2 separate regions of the Homo sapiens genome follow, and region 2 is linked to region 1. A link is a loop called in an ENCODE intact Hi-C map of the cell type or tissue named here. Cell type or tissue: heart right ventricle. All regions are shown on one strand. Each heading gives the region's core, and the rest is flanking DNA. Links, peaks and the distances in the headings are about the cores only.

Evidence for each region. A loop is a pair of places that touch in the nucleus more often than their neighbours do. Peaks named below come from ENCODE experiments on the same cell type or tissue, not always from the same donor. Only the 100,000 strongest peaks of a DNase experiment are listed, where the experiment ranks them.
Region 2: it touches region 1 in a loop (2.3-fold over the local background); 14 of 110 quality-filtered maps call a loop at or near these places.

What each region holds. Positions count from the first base shown.
Region 1 is chr12:70,584,131-70,594,133 of GRCh38, forward strand. PTPRB (protein tyrosine phosphatase receptor type B) reads right to left here. Exons shown (of 34, transcript NM_001109754.4): 7 at 8,152-8,415; 8 at 5,834-6,103; 9 at 2,877-3,137. Among named protein-coding and RNA genes, the nearest start is that of PTPRB, 48 kb to the right of the region's middle. In heart right ventricle, for the core only: a CTCF peak has its summit at 6,030 (motif pointing right); a DNase peak (open chromatin) is centred at 6,011; H3K27ac peaks cover 752 bases.
Region 2 is chr12:70,641,972-70,651,974 of GRCh38, forward strand. All of the region lies in intron 13 of PTPRR (protein tyrosine phosphatase receptor type R), which reads right to left. Among named protein-coding and RNA genes, the nearest start is that of PTPRB, 9.5 kb to the left of the region's middle. In heart right ventricle, for the core only: no CTCF peak of the experiment used is centred there; a DNase peak (open chromatin) is centred at 4,030; H3K4me3 peaks cover 608 bases; H3K27ac peaks cover 5,167 bases.

The sequences.
Region 1 (10,003 bases), core at 1,284-9,283:
AAAATTTAAAACAGTGGGTAGATTTTAAAATAGATTAGACAAAGCTGAAGAAAGAATTAATGAAATGAATCAAAGATATGAGAAAGTTACCTATACTGTAGTTCAGAGAGAAAACACATGGAAAATATGAAATATATTGATGTGTTCATATATGTGTGTTCTAGAATACCAGAAGATGACAGAGTGGGGAATGGAGAAGGGGCAAGAGGCAATATTAGAGAGTTAATAGCTGAGAATTTCCAGGATTGTAGAAAGACACTAGTTGGAAAGTACAGAAATGCCAATCAATCTTGAGCAAGAGAAACAAAAAGAAATATATCTACACCTTGATCATTATTGTGAAACAACTGAACCCCAAAGGCAAAAAAGCAGTCATAGCAAACAGACTCATAGAGAAATAAAAATCAGACTGACAGCTGACTCAGCGCAACAATAAATCCCAGAAAGACTAGAATAATATCTTTTATGTGCTGAGAGAAAGTAACTTTAAACACAGAGTTGGAACTTAAGGAAAATATCTTTCAAGACCGAGAGCTATATAAAAATGAGAGCTATATAAAAATATGCCCAGCAAAAACAAAATTTGAGAGAGTTTGTCCCTAGAAACTCTCAATGAAGAAATTTGAATAACGTTCTCCAGGATAAAGGAAAATAATCCCAGATAAAACATCTCAGATGCAGGGGGAAAAAATGAGAAAAAAGGTAGTAAATTGGTAGGTAAATCTAAACAGATGTTGACTATATAAAGCAATAATTATATTTTTGTGGGATCAAAAGAGGAGAGAAAAATAAGATACAGGACAATAGTATATACATTGAAAAAAGAAATTTCTTTTTTTTTTTTTTTTTGAGGCAGGTTCTCGCTCTATCACCCAGGCTAGTGTGCAGTGGCAGGATCTCGACTCATGCAACCTCCACCTCCTGGGTTTAAGTGATTCTTATGCCTCAGCCTCCCGAGTATCTGGGATTACAGGTATGTGCCACCACTCCCAGCTAATTTTTGTGTTTTTAGTAGAGACAGTGTCTTGCCATGTTGGCCAGGCTGGTCTTGAATTCCTGGCCTCAAGATCCACCCATCTCGGCCTCCCAAAGTGCTGGGATTACAGATGTGAGCCACGGCGTCCAACTAAAAAGGGAAATCTTGATGACTTTGCTTCCAATTACACTGAAAAAAATGAAAGCAATTAGAAGATAACTGCTCACCCTACAACGATCCACCTATTGGCATCTGCACCCACATATTCTCTCTTTCCTAGCTGATACGGTTTGGCTCTGTGTCCCCACCCAAATCTCATCTTGAATTGTAATCCCCATGTGTCCAAGGAGGGAGGTGACTGGATCATGGGAGTGGTTTCCCCCATGCTGTTCTTGTGTTAGTGAGTGATTTCTCACAAGATCTGATGGTTTTATAAGGGGCTCTTTCCCCTTTCATCTCCATCACTTCCCCTCCTGCCACCTTGTGAAGAAGGTGCCTGCTTCCCCTTCACCTTCCACCATGATTTTTAAAAATTAATTAATTAATTAATTTTATTACACTTTAAGTTCTAGGGTACCTGTGCACAACATGCAGTTTTGTTACATAGGTATACATGTGCCATGTTGGTGTGCTGTGCCCATTAACTCATCATTTACATTAGATATGTCTCCTAATGCTATCCCTCCCCCGACCCCCGACCCCACAACAGGCCCCGGTGTGTGATGTTCCCCACTCTGTGTCCAAGTGTTCTCATTGTTCAATTCCCACCTATGAGTGAGAACATGTGGTGTTTGATTTTCTGTCTTTGGGATAGTTTGCTCAGAATGATGGTTTCCAGCTTCATTCACGTCCCTACCAAGGACACGAACTCATCCTTTTTTATGGCTGCATAGTATTCTGTGGTGTAATATGTGCCACATTTTCCTAATCCAGTCTATCATTGATGGACATTCGGGTTGGTTCCAAGTCTTTGCTATTGTGAATAGTGCCGCAATAAACATACGTGTGCATGTGTCTTTATAGCAGCATGATTTATAATCTTTTGGGTATATACCTAGTAATGGGATGGCTGGGTCAAATGGTATTTCTAGTTCTAGATCCTTGAGGATTTGCCAGACTGTCTTCCACAATGGTTGAAATAGTTTACAGTCCCACCAACAGTGTAAAAGTGTTCGTATCTCTCCACATCCTCTCCAGCACCTGTTGTTTCTTGACTTTTTAATGATCGCCATTCTAACTGAACTTCCACCATGATTATAAGTTTCCTGAGGCCTCCCTAGTCATGTGGAACTGTGAGTCAATTAAACCTCTTTCCTTTATAAATTACCCAGTCTTGGGTAGGATCTTTATAGTAGTGTGAAAACAGACTAATATACCAGCTGACATTGAGATTAGATTCCCCATGCTCCTTTCTAAAGCCAATTCCTTCACTTGTGCTCTAGATCCCAATACCTCTTGCCTACTCATGGAATAACTGCAGCAATTCTTCCCTCTCACTTTACATCATCATGATTTCCCTTCTACATCTTCTAGATCATTCCCTCCAGCATAAAACATGCTGTTATTTCTTCTGCCTTTAAAAAATCATCCTCCTTTCAACCATAGTTCCTCTTCTAGATGCTGCCCTATTTCTCTGCTCTCCTTTACAGCAAAACTCCTTGAAACGGTTGTTCTTTACTCTTTTTCAAGTTTAGCAAACTAAATCCAAGCAAAGTAAAAAGAAGGAACTAATAAAGATAAGAACTGCAATTGGTAAAATAGAAAACAAACACAATAGAAAGGATCCATAAAGCAATGCCCAGTACATAATAGGCAGTTAATGAATACTTGTAAATTGCATGTTAAATAGTAATTCAGCAGACAGAACACTTTAAAATGTAAAATTTATAAAGGTTACTACCTGTTCTTCCTTTTACTGAAGAGGAATTTTTTAAGTCTCCACTAATACTGGTGACTGTAGCCATGTATTTTCGTCCAGGCACCAGGTCAGTAAAAGTGAATTCTTTGGCATCTTTGGAGAGTGACTTGTGGATCAGTAAGAGGTCTCTGTCAGCTAGGGAAATGATGTATTTCTCCCATTCTGCTACAGGGGTCTGCCACATGATACTCAGTGAGGTTTCATTGGCATGTTTGACACGAAGCTGGAGGACAGCCAGGGGGACTGAGGAAAAAGCAATGGAGATGGGTCATTGATGGACTGAGGCATATTCATAGGGTATACTTTTGATAGTTCTCCTCTTCCATCCTTAAGCGTGTTTCAGTTCAACATTTATTTTATGAATGTCTCTGAGCATTAAAACAAAATCTTATCACAAAAAACTTTGTTCATGTAATGTAACCAGAAATACAGACTCAATTAGAAAACATCTTGCCAGAAGAGTCATTGATTTTTGACTGTATAATACTTTGAGTTTATCTTTTTGTATGAATTCTGTAATACAAAAATATTTACTCCAATCTTGTCATTCACAAAATCACAAAGAAAAGTTCCTGTTTAAGTATTTAGGTGGAGTTAGGAGTATTTGTTACCCCCATAGGTTGAGGAGACCAAGTGCAACTTTCCCTCATTTCTGAGGTGGGGGACACTGATGTGTTCATGGAAGGGCGAGTTGGCTGGCAATAATAGCATTTAATTGAGGACTTATCTCAAAATTGATTCCTTTAAAAGGTTTTATTGTTAAAATTTCTAGGAGACATTAAGAATAAACTGTTGGTTGGGTGCGGTGGCTCACATCTGTAATCCCAGCACTTTGGGAGGCCGAGGCGGGTGGATCACTTGAGGTCAGGAGTTTGAGACCACCCTGGCCAATATGGCAAAACTCCATCTCTACTAAAAATACAAAAATTAGCCGGGCGTGGTGGCTCACATCTGTAGTCTCAGCGGGAGGCTGAGGCATGAGAATTGCTTAAGTGGGGGAGGTGGAGGTTGCAGTGAGCTGAGATGGTGCCACTGCACTCCAGCCTAGGCAACAGAGCAAGACTCTGTCTCAAAAAAAAAAAAAAAAAAGAAAAGAAAAGAAAAGAAAAGAATAAAGTGTTGCTGCCTTAAATTATGAAAGAATCAAGTATTAAAAATTTTCTTGTAAATTTTGCATCCATAAATTTTCTATAAATCCATTCTAATTGAGTCCCTAACTCTCCATCTTCCTTCTTCGGTATAGAGAAATAATTTGATTATTTACATCGAGGCCTACTTCAAGTTACCTGAATAAGGTGAACCAGAGACACAGTTTAAGAAAAGTTTGGGCCGGGTGCAGTGCCTCATGCCAGTAATCCCAGCACTTTGGGAGGTTGAGGCGGGTGGATCACCTGAGGTCAAGAGTTTGAGAGCAGCCTGGCCAATATGGTGAAACCCCATCTCTACTAAAAATGCAAAATTAGCCAGGTGTGGTGGCACATGCCTGTGATCCTAGCTACTTGGGAGGCTGAGGCAGGAGAATCGTTTGAACCTGGGAGGCAGAGGTTGCAGCGAGCCAAGATCATGCCATTGCACTCCAGCCTGGGCAACAAGAGTGAAACTCTATCTCAAAAATAAAAAAGAAAGAAAAAGAAAAACAAAAGTTTGGCCTGGCGCCGTGGCTTGTGCCTGTGATCCTAGCACTTTGGGAGGCCAAGGTAGGCGGACTGCTTGAGGCCAGGAGTTTGAGACCAGCCTGGCCAACATGGTAAAATCCTGTCTCTACTAAAAGAACAAAAATTAGCTGAGCCTGGTGGCACACGCCTGTAATCCCAGATACTTGGGAGGCTGAGGCACAAGAATTGCTTGAACCTAGGAGGTGGGGGTTGCAGCGAGCCGAGATTGTACCACTGCACTCCAGCCTAGGCCTGGGAGACAGAGCAAGACTCTGTCTCAAAATGTAAAAATAATAAATAAATAAATAAAAGTTCTCCTGAGAATTATGCTGACATGCTGAGAGCCCCTAATGTTCTGTGATCTTCCATTTCCAAGTTATTTGAGGTGAGTGATAAAATATTGGAGATGACAGAGATGCTTGTCCTGTGAAATACTAAAAGTCGCTTAGTTTAAGCTCTGTAGGTCTTTGATCATCATCCAGTGGATATTAATATTTGGAAGATGAGGAGATTACTGCAAGACACATTGGCAAGCTAAGTGGGTGTCATGATCCTTTTCTTTGACATTGTTCTAAGAAGAACAGTGAATCCATGTAGTTATTTCCCTATTATCAGGCGAACTAAGAAAGAAGGTATTTGAATTTCACTCTAAATATGGAGTATTTCACATTACAAGGATTATCAAGCAAATGTTGAACTTGGAAGTGCAACTCTCTTATTTGACAATATGAGTACAAGTATTTGACAGTATGAGGATACTGAAACATGAGTCTTGGTATTCTTGCTGTCACGATTATATTGCAAAGCTTTGGGCAAGTTATAACCTCTTTGAGCCTGTTTTCTCATTTCAGTATCCTTATTCTTCCCTTCCCTAAAATCCAAATATATCCCTCTCCACTTTAATCACTCTTCATTGGTACCTGAAATCCCCACATTAGTCAACATGAGGTCAAGGCAATGGTTCCCTAATGCTGATCACTAGCAAAAGGTTCTTCTTTTGTGGGAAGGGTCAGTGTTTGTTTTCAGAATGTATGCATCTTACTCTTTTGGTGTTTGAAATGGCTTTCTTTCATGAAATAATGGAGTTACTAGTGGAAGTGATTTTAAATGTTCTAATTTGACAAATTAGGTGTTAGAAACCCCATGTTAGCCTTAAAGTCCTTAATATCTCAAATTCAGAAAACACCAGGGTATGATATTAGCAGTTACGGCAGTTACCTGGGTTACCTGGGAGAGGGAACAAATTACTCTTCCATTGGTATTAACATCTTCATATTTGCCTACCTGTCCTGCCTTGGCAACGCTCAGAATTCTTCAAATTTCCACTCTCAACAATGACTTCCACCTCATACTGTCTTCCCGGTACGAGCCCCGTGTCATCCATGACATACTGTGTTTCTTCCTTTCCCACAGTGATGTTGAGCAGCACCACAGAATCATTGAAGAGTAGGATCCGATACTGCTCCCAGTCTCCAGCAGGGGGCGACCAGCTCACTACAAGAGACCTCATCCTGCCATTATTGTTTGCCTCCAGGTTTGCAACTTTGTCTGGAACTAAACGGTGAAATGATGTCAAAAAGGAGATATTACAGACCAAAAGTAAGGATACTCATTTACTTTTCTTGGGCAGCAGTAGATAGGAGACACAATATCTGCAGTTCAAAACATTTCTATCCCCTCTTGATGTCTGTGGATTGCAAATGAGTGTTCTTTATTTCGGAGACATTTGACACACAAGAAATGTCCGCTAAAATCATTTTAGTGATATCAGTAATGTAATCTTCTGTTGTAGTGTTAATAATCTAGTGATATGTGGCATCCTTTGTAAGAGATATTGGATGTCGTGATCATGAGGCATTCCTTTCTTTCTTTTCCAACTAAAAAGATTAATGTTCTTGCAAGATTAAGTTCTTTTTTTTTTTTTTTTTTTTGCTTAAAAACATTCAAGGTCTCTCTATAATCTGCAGAATAAAATGTCAAGCCCTCTGCTTACATTTTTGGCTCTTTAAGTTCAGACCCCATATCCTTCCAGTCTTAACTGAGACTACTTTCTGAAGCCATCCTCTCTCCTTCCCTACCCTTTGGAAAGCTGGCTTCCGGTTGTATGTTCTGTAGACCTGCAAGTCTCCTGGGCCCTTCTGCCTCTGGGCCTTTGCTTATTTTGTCCCCTCCACCCCAAAAGCTCTTCCCTCTTTTCCCTCTTTGTCACAAACGTTACATTTTTTAGGTCCTTATTAAAGATCATTTCTATTTCCTCCAAGTTTTTTTTTTTTTTTTTTTTTGAGACAGGGTCACACTCTATTGCTAGGCTGGAGTGAAGTGATGCAATCATGGCTCAACCACAGGGCTCAAGCAATCCTCCCAGCTCAGCCTCCTGAGTAGCTAGGACCACAGGCACATGTCACCATGCCCAGCTAATTAATTTTTTTTTTTTTTTTGTAGAGACGAGGTCTCATTATGTTGCTGAGGTTGGTCTCAAACTCCTGGGCTCAAGCAACCCTCCACCTCAGCCTCCTAAAGTGCTGGGATTATAGCCATGAGCCACCGCACCCTGCTCCCATTTCCTCCAAGTTTTTACTGCTCTTATGAAAGAAAATTTTATCTTTCCTTTTTGACCATATATCTCTTACTTCAGATCTCTAATAGCAGAGAGAATGGACTCTGGAATCAAATAGCCTGGTTTAAATTCTAGCTCTACCACTTACTGGCTGGATGACTATGGACAAATTATTTGACCTCTTTGAATTATCTGTATAATGGTAATAAATAACAAGACATCTCTCACAGTTTTGTTGTGAGAACTAAATGAAATAATGGATATAAATTATTTAGTCAGTGCCTGATACATGCAAATATCAATACAGTCACTATTATTAAAATGTACTATTTTTATTTTTGTACATGTGTGTATTCCACATCTGTGTGATTAAAATGAAAGTTTTCTAAAGCAGGAGTTGGACAATTTTTTCTGTAAGGATCAGGTAGTAAATATTTCAGGTTTTGCAGGACACATATGGTCTCTGTCTCATCTTTTTCTTGTTTGTTTCCTTATTTGTTTGTACAACCCTTTAAACATGTAAAAACCACTCTTAGCTTGAGGGCTAAACAAAATCAGGCCACAGACCAGATTTGGCACCAGATGGGGTAGTCTGCTGGATCCTGCCTTAAAGGCAAGTAGCATGTCTTAGTCGTTTTAACAATAGTACAGTAATTTACATATATAAGGCACTGGATAGATAAGTGAGGACATAAATTAATAAAATAATGTATGGAAAACATGGTTAAATGCTAACTGGTTCTCACTGTAAGAATGAATCAGAAATGTTTTATATACTGGTATCAATGCTAATGCATTTATGCTACTTAAGTGACGTGACATGAAAAAGCATAAGACAGAAACAACATGCAGATCATTCAGAAATCCAAACTCAGTTGCCTAAGTGACTCAGAAGAATGGGCCATACTACAGACACCTTCAGTTACATAGGCTCCACTTCTCAGATTGGGAAAGGAGTTTTCCTGCTGACTTATTTTGTCCTATTTTAAGGTGGATCAGAGAGTGATTTGAGCAACCAAGGAACATTCTGGAGCCCAAGACTCACATGTTCTGCCCACTGCCATCTTCTGAGCAGACAGTTCACCAGAGACACAGCTGACAGTAACTTGATAAAGTCGACCGGGGACTAACTCTTTAAAGTGAGTTTCAGTAATCCAAGGTGCTAATACTCTGGATTCCTTGATGGTCCCTTTGTGAGACAGGGTGATATTGTAAGAATCCACATTTCCAGGAGGTCTTTGCCATTTGACTTTTAGAGAGGTCAAACTGCCATCATTTGTCACCTTCAGATTTGAGACTTCCATGGGGGCTAATCAGGAAAGAACAGAAAGGAGACTTTTACTCAGGATCTCTCACAAGTCCTATGGCCAAATTTTGACCTGTAATTTTATTTCTGCAAGCCACATTCCTTGCTCTGGAGAAAACAAGCACTTCAAGAGGCAAATATTATCCTCTTCAGATGGTGAAAAAATAAAAATAAAAAAAGGTTTTAAAGAGGCAAAAAGTAATGTTGTAAAACCAAAGGTAGGCTATATGCCTAGTGGCAAGGCCAAAACCTTGGCAGGCAGAAGCCTGGATTCTGGTTCAGACTGGGCCATTAGTCAGCTGGGAAACTCTGGACAGCTCTTTCTAGTTCACTGAGCCTTATGGTGTTTCTTATTGGCAAATGAGGCTAGGTCAAAGACCTACAATGGTCCTTTCCAGTTCAGAAATTCTTTAAGTGGAATGCACAAAAAGGTCTGCCATCTGCCTCATTTCTTATCGCCTTTATATATTAATATTCAATAATATTGAGTACATAGTAAATAGATCGATCAATTGATTGATTACAAAATTTTATGTGATAAAACTACTTTAATTTTTATATTAAATCATGATAAAGTTAATGAGTTGTGTTACTACTTCATCAGAGGAAAATGATTAAAAAGGAGATACCCTTTGGTGAATACTCTTTCTAGAATATAAATTAATGAAGCTTCCTTAACAGAATGGGCGGCCAGGAGCAGTGGCTCATGCCTGTAATCCCAACACTTTGGGAGGCCAAGGCGGGTGAATCACCTGAAGTCAGGAGTTCAAGACCAGCCTGGCCAACATGGTGAAACCCCATCTCTACGAAAAATACAAAAATTAGCTGTGCGTGGTGGCAGGTGCCTGCAATCTTAGCTACTCGGGAGGCTGAAGCAAGAGAATCACTTGAACCTGGGAGGCTGAGGTTGCAGTGAGCTGAGATCGCACCATTGCACTCCAGCCCAGCCAACAAGAGCAAAACTCTGTCTCAAAAAAAAAAAAAAAAAAAAAAAAAAAGAATGGGCACAGCACTCTGATTTTGCACAAGGCAGTCAGGAATGCAATTTGCTCTTGATGTACATAAATAACTTTTAAGATATATAGAACATTTTTGGCCAGGAATATCTACATATATTTGAGGTGTGTTATAAAAGGTATGTAAATGTACCGGTGTCCTCAAATATCTTTCCCACCAGCCTCCCATAGTTCCAGAAACTAATGTCTAAGGCACTACATATATTAGAGTTTCTCTTAAAATTAGATAACTTACCAAGAGAGGAGATTTAATTCACACATTAGACTTGCTAGAAGCATTAGATTCTACTAAAATGTAAGCGCTGTGAGGGCAAAGACTTTGTCTCTCTTGGATATTATATCAGCAATGCCCAGCATCTAGCTTACATTCAATAACTATTGGCTGAATGAATGAAAGTTTGTATAAATTACTCATTAATACTTAGCATAGATTCATTTATTAGTCTAGGGTAGGCTGTGGGAGTAGGTCCTGTGGTATTGGGTCCCAGGTCATATGGTTAGATAGAAAATTTTGGAAATGACTGTCACACAGGAGTAGGGTATGTATAGCATGGAGAAAGTAACTCTGGTTCACT
Region 2 (10,003 bases), core at 809-8,808, 57 kb after region 1:
CTGGTTTTTCTGTCACTCACCACTCTAGTCTCCCTCTTCTACAGGCTATTTTATCAAATATGACCTTCTTAGAGAGTTGTGTCTCCTTCTGATGAGATCTATGAAGCAGGCTTATTTTCTCTTCCAGCTGCACGTTAGAGACCAATAGATCTGTGTTTGCAGGTGCATCAGGTGGTGAGGTCCCCCAGTGCCTACATGGTGCCTGGTTCTCGGTAGTATTTTAAGATACTAACTGACGGTGTAGATTAAATAAAAAGTCAACAAGACTTTTTTTGAATGTGGACATTATAGCTTTCTCCCATCCTGTAATTATGCTACTGGATTTTTGAAACTAAATGCAAGGCTTTCTATTTATTCTTGTTAATTTCAACTTGTTAGTTTCAGCACAATGCTCTTGTTTACTGGATCACTATCTATCGTCAATATATTAGTCTTCCATTTCTCACTCCCAGCGTTGTGTCTCCCAGGTATTTAACAAGGATCCCTTACATCTTTTTATCTAAGGCATTATTAAAAAATAGAAAAAGAGACAAAGTAGGGTCTTTAATATGAGTAAGTTGATATCATGATATATACTATCTAATCCCATTCTATAATTATTTCCAACTAGGTTGTAGGTCCTTTAAAGACCTACAAGCATAATGGCATGGTCTTCTTCTACTTGTAACAATAAAAAGCACTTACGAGTCCTAGGTAAATACTTGTCAAATGAATTACCCAGGTCATGCTATTTTCATGTCATGTGAAAACAGATAAACTCTAGGCTAAAAGAAAGCAAAAGGTATTCCAGGATGCATTCACTGGAGGCTGGTTCAAATTCAGGAACTCATCATAATCATCTCTGAAAATATTAAATAAATGTCCTATTGCATATATTGATATATAGAATAGTCTATTGGCTGGATGCAGTGGCTCATGCCTATAACCCCAGCACTTTGGGAGTGCTGGATGGATCACTCGAGCCCAAAGTGGGAGGATCACTTGAGCCCAGGAGCTCGAGACCAGCCTGGGTAACATAGTTAGACCCTGTCTACAATTTAAAAGAAAAATTAGCTGGACATGGTGGTATATGCCTGTGGTCCCAACTACACAGGAGGTTGAGGCCAGAGGATAGCATTTGCTCTATAACAGGTAATCCATTCTTAGAAAGGTCAACAGAGTCTTCTTTCTTCTTATTTTTGATATGGGGTCTTGCTTTGTTGCCCAGGCTGGAGTGTAGTCATGCAATCACAGCTCACTGCAGCCTTGGCCTCCCAGGCTCAGGTGATTCTCCCACCTCAGCCTCCCAAGTAGCTGGGATGACAGGTGCATGCCACCATACTGAGCTAATTTTTTCTGTGTGTGTGTGTTTTTTGTGTTTGTTTTGTTTGTTTTGTTTTTTAAGAGAGAGAGAGGGTTTTGCCATGTTGCCCAAGCTGGTCTTGAACTCCTAGGCTCAGGCAATCCATCCACCTCAGCCTCCCAAAGTGCTGGGATTACAGGCATGAGCCACCATGCCTGGCAAATGCAGTTTTTTAGATAGGCTGGTCATAGCAAAAAAAGAAACACCTAAGAAGCTAGTACAGTGTCTGTATACAAAATATATTTATGGAATAAATGTATAAAGCTTGGTTAACTATGGAACTCTCAAGAGAGCTCTATAGTTATTCATCCTCAGGAGAGCTCTGACTTGACTCCAGGAAGCTCTTAGGTCAGATAGGTTTCATGGATTTGCTAAAATCTGGATCTATATTACTGATATAAAGTTCCCAATACAAAGTGGTTCTGGGAGGTGAGAAACAAGGGTACTCTTTTTCTTACTTTTTTTTTCTTTTTCTTTTTGGGGCAGGGTCTCACTGTGTCATCCTGGCTGGATCGTGGCTCACTGCAGCCTCAACCTCCCAGGTCAACTGATCTCCTTAGCCTCCCAAGTAGCTGGGACTACAGGTGTGCACCAATATGCATGCACCTTAAATTGCAAACAGAAGTGAAACTTACCTCAGGTTCATATCTGATAAATGCTTATGTTAGAACTAAAACATAACCCCAGCCAATCATAAGCATCCAACTCACATATTGTTATGTCAGTAAGGACTTTCCAATACAGTACCTGAAAAAAGGCAATTATGTAATTGCAAACCAACCAAATAAATTGTTTGTTTCTGTACTTTCCCAATAAATACTTGCCTCTGGCGTTTTGTCATTGGAACACTAAACCTCTTTTGGTCTGGTGTTTCCCAATGTATGACTGGCTTCTTACTAAATAAACTCTTTAAAATTTTATTGTGCGTCAGATATTTCTTTTCCAGTACACGTTTGTTTTCCCAGGAGGTATAATACATTAAGTGAAAATACCTACTGCTAAGCAGGAGTTAGTTTACCAAAAAAGAGTAAGGTCAAATAAAAATGTCAAGAGAACCCCAGCTAGCTGAGAGAATGGTGCCAAGTTCATTACCAGGGGGGACCAGAGTATGTTAAGAGGGAAAAAGACAGCATACACTGTTGTCAAGACAAATTCTGTCTCCACCACTTACTAGATATTTTACCCAACTACACAATCTCTGCAGTGCTCAGTTTTTTCATCTGCAAATGATGCGACAATAAAAACAATAGTTCCTACTTTATAGCATTGTTGTGAGAAATAAATGGGACTATCACTTAACATGTTTAGCACATAGCCAAGCACATATCAATACCATAAATGTCAACTATTATTATTGTTATTGTTATTGTTACTCTTTGGTACCATCTGGTCAAATAGGACTGGTTAGGAGGCTCTGGAGTGAGGCCCCCAAAGACCCTGGAGAACCAAGAGCAAATCTGGCAGAGGACATTAGTTTGCCCATTAAGTTCCAAATATCTTTCTAAATATTGACCAGCCTAGAAGACAGGCACAGTGGAGGCAGATGATGAAAATAGTAGGCTTGGAGTCTGACAGATTCAGGTTTGAATCCTTGTTTTTTTAACTTACTTAGCTAAATGATTTTAGACAAGTCATTTAGTCCTTCCCAACCTGGCTTTTCTCACTTGTAAAATGGCATAAATGACAAACGTCATCGGGTTGTGAGGATTAAATGAATCAGAGCATATCAATGTCTGGCTGAAGGCTATTCACAGAATCCCCAGAAGCCCAGGGTTCTACAAAGGTGGCTGAGGACCCTGGGCAGGGCAGAGGAGGAGGATGGGTCATTAGGACTAGATGCCAATCCCAGCTTTGACCAGGGAAGTTGTGTTTTTTATTGGTTTTCTGTGTTGGTGTTCTGTGGAAGATTCTGCCTGCAAAAAGTTTTCCATTGTTCACAAAGAAGTTTGAAAACCACTGGCCTGGCTAATAAGGTATTTAGGTATTTATCTAATAAGGCTTCAAGTTTTACAAGGTTTAAATGAGAGAATCCACAAAACTCTTGGCACAGTAACTGCCCTTCAGTGAGTACTAAATAAATGCTGTGTATTATTTTTCTTATTCTTAGTTAATACGACACCTAGGGTAACCATGTTTGGAAGAGTTGTGGTTCATTGGTGTTGTCCTGGTGTCATTATCAATTGGGTCACCTTTCACTCTCAGAAGTACCTTGGTTTGGATGATAAATTATTTGTTCATCCTAATGATGCCCCATTCCATGCTGTGGAAGAAAGTCATTCCCTTTATTGCAAAAGTGGTGTTAGCCACGTGGCTTGGATTTCTTTGTGCCCACAGACTATGAAATGCTGTGTTTGGCCAGGCCAGAGAGGATTCAGATATACTACCCTCCTATAAATGTCAGATAATCTCATATCACATTAGCCCTGCCAAATACAAAGATCAGTGTCGTCTCAGTCTCCGTGCAGAACAGCACGTAGCTGTGTCAGCTGGGGGTAAACTCAGGTTAGAAAGGGAAAAAAAAATGTAGTTTTTTCCCTTTGCTACTGGGAGGGTGTTTTGAAAAAAACCTCTCCAGATGCCCAGGAGAGAGATTTGGCTTTTAACATGTTAAAATTTTGACCTTTTGTGACTATTCACTCACACATACAGAGAGCAACAGCCTTTCCTGTCGTACCGCCCAGCCCGTATCCGGTCTAATCAGTAGACAGAAGAAATTCTGCAGTGATGACTCACTTCTGGGCTAACAATGAAACTTATGCTCCTTTGCTTTTTATTATTTTCAAATCTGGAATTCTTTTGGTAAAGTTTGGTACAGTAAATTTAGAACAAAAGGTGTGGACGTTAATGTGCCTCCTGGGTAAAGTTCCAAGAGCTTGGGCATGAGTCAAGTGAGGCTACTGTCTGCTGTGCTTAGCCGGGGTCAGCTGTAAGGTGTGTCTGGCCCCTTGGACAGAGGATTTCCCATGGCTTTACACAGATGTCATATCAAGGAGGGAGAACTTAAATGTAAATTTGGCCAATTCTGACCAGGTATTTTGAACATAGACACCTTCTCCAAAATAGATGTGTTCTAAAGTATTTGTAGGTCATAAAAATCAGCATATATCAAATGATAATTCAATTGATGAGTCTAACATATTTTGAGTTCCATTTTTTTTTCCTCTGAAAATTAGCCGTTTTCCTCTGAACACTCAAGTTAACACCTAATTAACTCCAAGCTAGGAAGAAGGAAAATGTCCTGGCAGCCACTTGGAAGATTCAGTCAGCATAATATGTTTTACAAAGTAGACCTCTTGTTGTGATCTCAGGAATTATAATGTCAAGTAAATCCACACCAATTTCTAGGGCTTTATCTCCAAGTGTCCTTAAAATAAGCAAATCAAAATGTTGAATTCCTGATCTTCAAATGAGATCTTTGAAGTTCATTAATTAGAGGAATCTTTGTGATTATTTGGGAATGCAGAGAAATATGGATAAATGTAAGGTTACAGTTGATAAACCTTAGACCAACAAGCAGAAACTTTAGTTTTGAAATTATTTCAACCAGGTTTTGGAAACAAAAAATATGTTGGGGACATATATTAGCCTTGGAAATTGATGGCATATATATTCTTCTGAGATGGCTGTAGTTAAAAAAAAAAAGAAAAGAAAATCATCGAACTGAAGTGACTAATCAAAACATTTAAACAATGATATGATGCACATTGGAAGCATCTTTTTATCCTGTGTGGGAAGCCACAAGTGAGGCCTTTGGATGTCATTCCAGTTTAAGCCCTCTAAGGTAAGGATGTACAGGCAACTACAAATTCCATCCTTGACTCTTAAAAAGAAGGATTTGACAGATAATTTCCTGCTACTCAGGAAGAAAAAAAAGAGGAAAAAAAAGGCCTTGGAATAAGATATTATTTTATATGTTTCACTTCCCAGGTTCTGTTTTAAAATTCTTCCAGTGTCCAGTTGCCAATGGGATTAAAAGGAAAACGATGAGGAAAAAGTTATCTGAGGTCAATCTGCAATGGAATATGTTCCTTTCCTGCCTGCTTAGATGTCTTCTGATAGTCACGAATTGATTTGTAGTCATACTTCTGTAATATCTATATGCATGTGAAGCACTGTCTGATGTTAAAATATAAACATCATCTATAGTAATAAACTGAGACACTGCATCTCTCATGCTAAATGTGTAAATGACCTTCTGTCACTATCTCAAACTGTAGAACCTTGACATACCCAAGCCTAAATGAATCTTTTTTAGCAAGAGCTACATGCAGCGAAGCTGGTTGGCTTAGCTTTATAGCAATTGGTATTTTTAACTAGGTGGTATAGTTGAACAATTTAGTGATATTTGAGATTAGAAGGTTTAAGTATTATATGGAAGGGCTTTCTAAGTAATAAAAAATGATTATACTGTGTTCAGTTTAGTACTAATGTTATGGATCTTTTTTTCAACTATAATTTTAAAAAATTGACCTATACATTTACGGTAATCTCCTGTTAATAGGAAAATGTGATTGAGCAAAATATCCCTTTTGCAACAATGCTGGCCAACAGAAAGTTCATTGTACTTATCATATTCAGATATTAATAAGTAATCTAAACTAAAATAATCAGAGATAAACAATTTTTCCTGGTTTATATAGCAACTAGTTCAGGGTCATTGCTGAAGGCAGGATTAGAATGTGAACTTCCTCTCTCTTCATCTTGAGTGTAACCCACTTAGGCTTCCCACTGCAGAAAACAACAGCAGAACCCCCAAAATCCAGAATTTAGTCAATCTAATTTGAGCAAAATTGAAAGTTCAGTTCAGAGTGTTTTATAAAAACTTCAAAATTGGTCATGTGGCCTTGGAGATGTCCCCTTTTTTGGTTTTGGATTCTTCCTTTAGAATGAAAACTTTGGGCAATATATTCCTGAGGCTAGATTTTAAAAAAAAACCCACCCTTTTCCTAGGAGATGTTTGGCAAATGTTATGACTATTGCGGCTATCCCATTGTTCTCCACATAAACAAATCTTCAAAGACTCAAAGAAAGCAAGAGCTGAGAGGGATCTCAGAAAGCCAGTTGGTCACTCTGCAATCACTGAATTCCAGCATGGAAAAGCATCTTGTTAGAGGAGTCCTGACATCCACTTAAGCTTTGTTGTGAGTCACACAATGAATATTAACTTGCAAGCATTAAAATACAACAATCAGGTGGAGGTCCATGAAATATCTTACTCTTGATAGTAAGATATTTCTGGTTTTTATACCAGAAAAGGTTGGAGATCACTGTTACGCCCCACATCTCCTTTTACTATGTAGACAGAGAGGCCTAGAGTGGACAAATGGTCACACAGAAAATTAGGGGGCAGAGCCACGCACCAAGCTCCTTGACATCTAGTCCAGAGATGTCCGGCACCTCATTCTTTTGCTAGTCTTACCAGTGTTCAGTTGCAATTGCCATACCACCCACTTCATCTTTTAATTAAAAGCGAATGCAGTGGGAATGAAGGGATGATCCCTTAATGCCCTTCTAAATAAAACATTCGTGGGTGCCTTGCACTGAATTTGAACTCCTACTTGGAAAAAAAAAAAGAAATCTTATTTTAGTTCAAAATATGCTCAAAAGTATTAGTAAAAGGAGAATCACAGACTCATGAATCTGCAATGAGAACTGAGCATCTATTAATAGAAGTTGTCACAAAGCCAATAAAAATAATGTCTTGCCAGAGAATGAGGAATCTACCAAATGGTTTTGTCATTGTTATACTGGAAATATCCATTCAGCATAACACATTCGTCTCTGAACCAGACCATTTGAATTTATTACTAAAATGCAGATTTTTAACTTGAGTAGAAATTGCTTGTTCTTTTCATGTTAAATTACAATGACCAGGCATTGTAATTTTTGGGGTGGTGGTGGTGGAAATCAAAATTTTAATCCTATCCAGTGTTCAAGCTCTTGACTGATCGGTCATGAAATGAGCCCCATTTCAAGTATCCAAATCACTGCCTTGTCTTTTTCTTTGCTGTTAGCCATACCTGGACTCCTCAGAGGAGGCAGCTACAAGTGGAGAGGGGTAGATTATAAGAATAAGATGCACAGTATGCAGCCTTCATTGCTAGTGGTTGGAGGTTGTTAAAAAAGAGTAGAAAAGGATAGAGGAAGGCCTGTGAAGCTCGTATTCTGCCGAATACAAAATATCAGCCTTCTGATATACTGGTTCTGTCTTTTCTCTCTCTTATTACACTTAGCTGCTTTTAATTAGTTGGTTCCACCATTCCTTTCCCACCACCTTTGTTTTTTTGAGTCTCACTCTCTCGCCCAGCCTGGAGTGCAGTGGCGTGAAGTCGGCTCACCACAACTCTGCCTCCTGGGTTCCAGCAATTCTCCTGCCTCAGCCTCCTGAGTAGCTGGGACTACAGGTGTGCACCACCATGCCTGGCTAATTTTTGTGTTATTAGTAGAGATGGGGTTTCACCATGTTGGCCAGGCTGGTTTTGAACTCCTGACCTCAAGTGATCTGCCTGCCTCATCCTCCCAAAGTCTGGGACTACAGGCCTGAGACACCGTGCCGGGCCCTTTTCCTCTTTTTAGGGGTCCAGGTTCAGGCTTAAATTACTATCCTATCTCTAGTCTTCTCTTCACCACAAAGCTTCTTGAAAGAACAGCTTATCTTTATTATTACAACTTCTTTCCCTCTCATTTAGATGGTTCTTGAGGAAATTCATCTGTGGTCAAATAAATGTGAAAGAGTGCTTAAATAAAATTAAAGGAGTTTCTACATTGGAAGATTTTAGATTTTTTAATGCATTAATGCTTATTGTGAGTCTCCGAGTGGGGAAGACTTCGAAGAAATATAGTGTAGGGCTGGGTGCCATGGCTCATGCCTGCAGTCCCAGCACTTTGGCAGCCCGAGGCAGGTGGATCACCTGAGGTCAGGAGTTCGAGACCAGCCTGGCCAACATGGTGAAATCCTGCCTCTACTAAAAATACAAAAATTAGCCGGGAGTAATCCCAGCAACTCGGGAGGCTGAGGCAGGATAATCGCTTGAACCCAGGAGGTGGAGGTTGCAGTGGGCCCAGATAATGCTACTGCACTCCAGCCTGGGTGACAAGAAAGAAATTCCATCTCAAAAAAACAAACAAAACAAAACAAAATATATATATATATATAAACAGCTTTTCCCCGAACTTAGTCAAGAACCTACTTTGTGCCTGAACGCCACCAAGAGGGTTTGGCTTAGGAGGCTCTCAGTAAATAATTGTTAATTAAACTATGTCCTGAGAAGGACAATCTGGGAAACTGGGAAAGCTGGTTAAGACACCCATTTTTCTACACCCAGGTGCCTGATTCATGCTCAGTAGCAGATGTCTAGTGATGCCTGTTGAATGGATGAATGTATGCAGGATTCAGGAGCACCACTCTGTGCAGAGGTCTCAGATGCCTGTTCCACAGAACACAGGATGCAGGCCCATCTATTAGGTTGGTGCAAAAATAATTATAATAGCAAATACCCCAATTACTTTGGCACCAAACTAATACAAACACTCATTCCATTCTAAAAATATCCTAAGACAGAGTTAGCTTCAAGGGATCGTGACCAGTGCAGTCATATACCTCTCACCTTCTTGTGCTGAGAAGGACCCTGAACTTGGGTTAATGCTTTGCTGTCACTGTCTTGAAGTATTTGATACTTTTTAATCAACAGATGCCACATTTTCATTTTATACTGGGCCTCACAAATTATGTAGCTGGTCCTGCCCACAGTGTCCCTTGGAGTGCTCTTCAGCTCTGTCTTAGTGCCGCTTGCTTTCCCAAGACAAGCCATGAGCTTATCTAACAGTCTCCTTGATTGAAGGACCTCGCCATGGCGTGTCCAGCATCGGAAGCCCTCTTCAATTTCCCTTCACCAAAACCCAAGTTCTGAATGTATTCCTAATGCCAGGAGTTACACTCTCTCCAGCTACCACACTGAAAAGAACAGATCACTTCGTTTAGATTGAAGCGTTAATAGCATAGTAGATATGAAGTGTTATGCCATCTCCCATCTCCAGATTCAATAAACTTTAGAAAAAGATAATTCTTTTAAAAGAATCCATCCAAGATTAGCTCTTTACTAGCAGTATTTTAGACATTCGCTATACATTTTAGCATCCTCCATAGATAGATATTTTAAGAAGCAGCAATGTTTTGTCCCTCAAATTGTACTCTTAAGGCAGTTGCCGACAACGTCACTCCAACTATTCATAAAGGAGCTCTCATTTATACTAAAAACTGTTTTAAAAATTATGGTGTCCCGTTGTCATTGCATTTTGTTTTTAAGAGGTGGAGTTTTGCTATGTTGCCCAGGGTGGGTGGCCTCGAACTCCTGGGCTCATTTGTTTAAAATGGCAGAGTATTATCAAAGAGATATGTTTTTGTCAAGAAGTTTTACAATAAACATATTCCAAAAGCCTATTTACTTTTCTATAAGATTGATAAAGATCAGAGAAATAATTAGAGATCAGGCAAATGTCCCAGATTCCAATAGGTCCATTTTGTTACTTCCCAAGCTACTTGACTTTGGACAAGTTACTCGCTATCTCGAATTCTTTGGTTCCTCATTAAAAAAAAAAAAATTAGGCCAAGATGCTTCTTTTCCTTCACTTGGGTTTATTTTGGGAGTTAAATAAGTCATG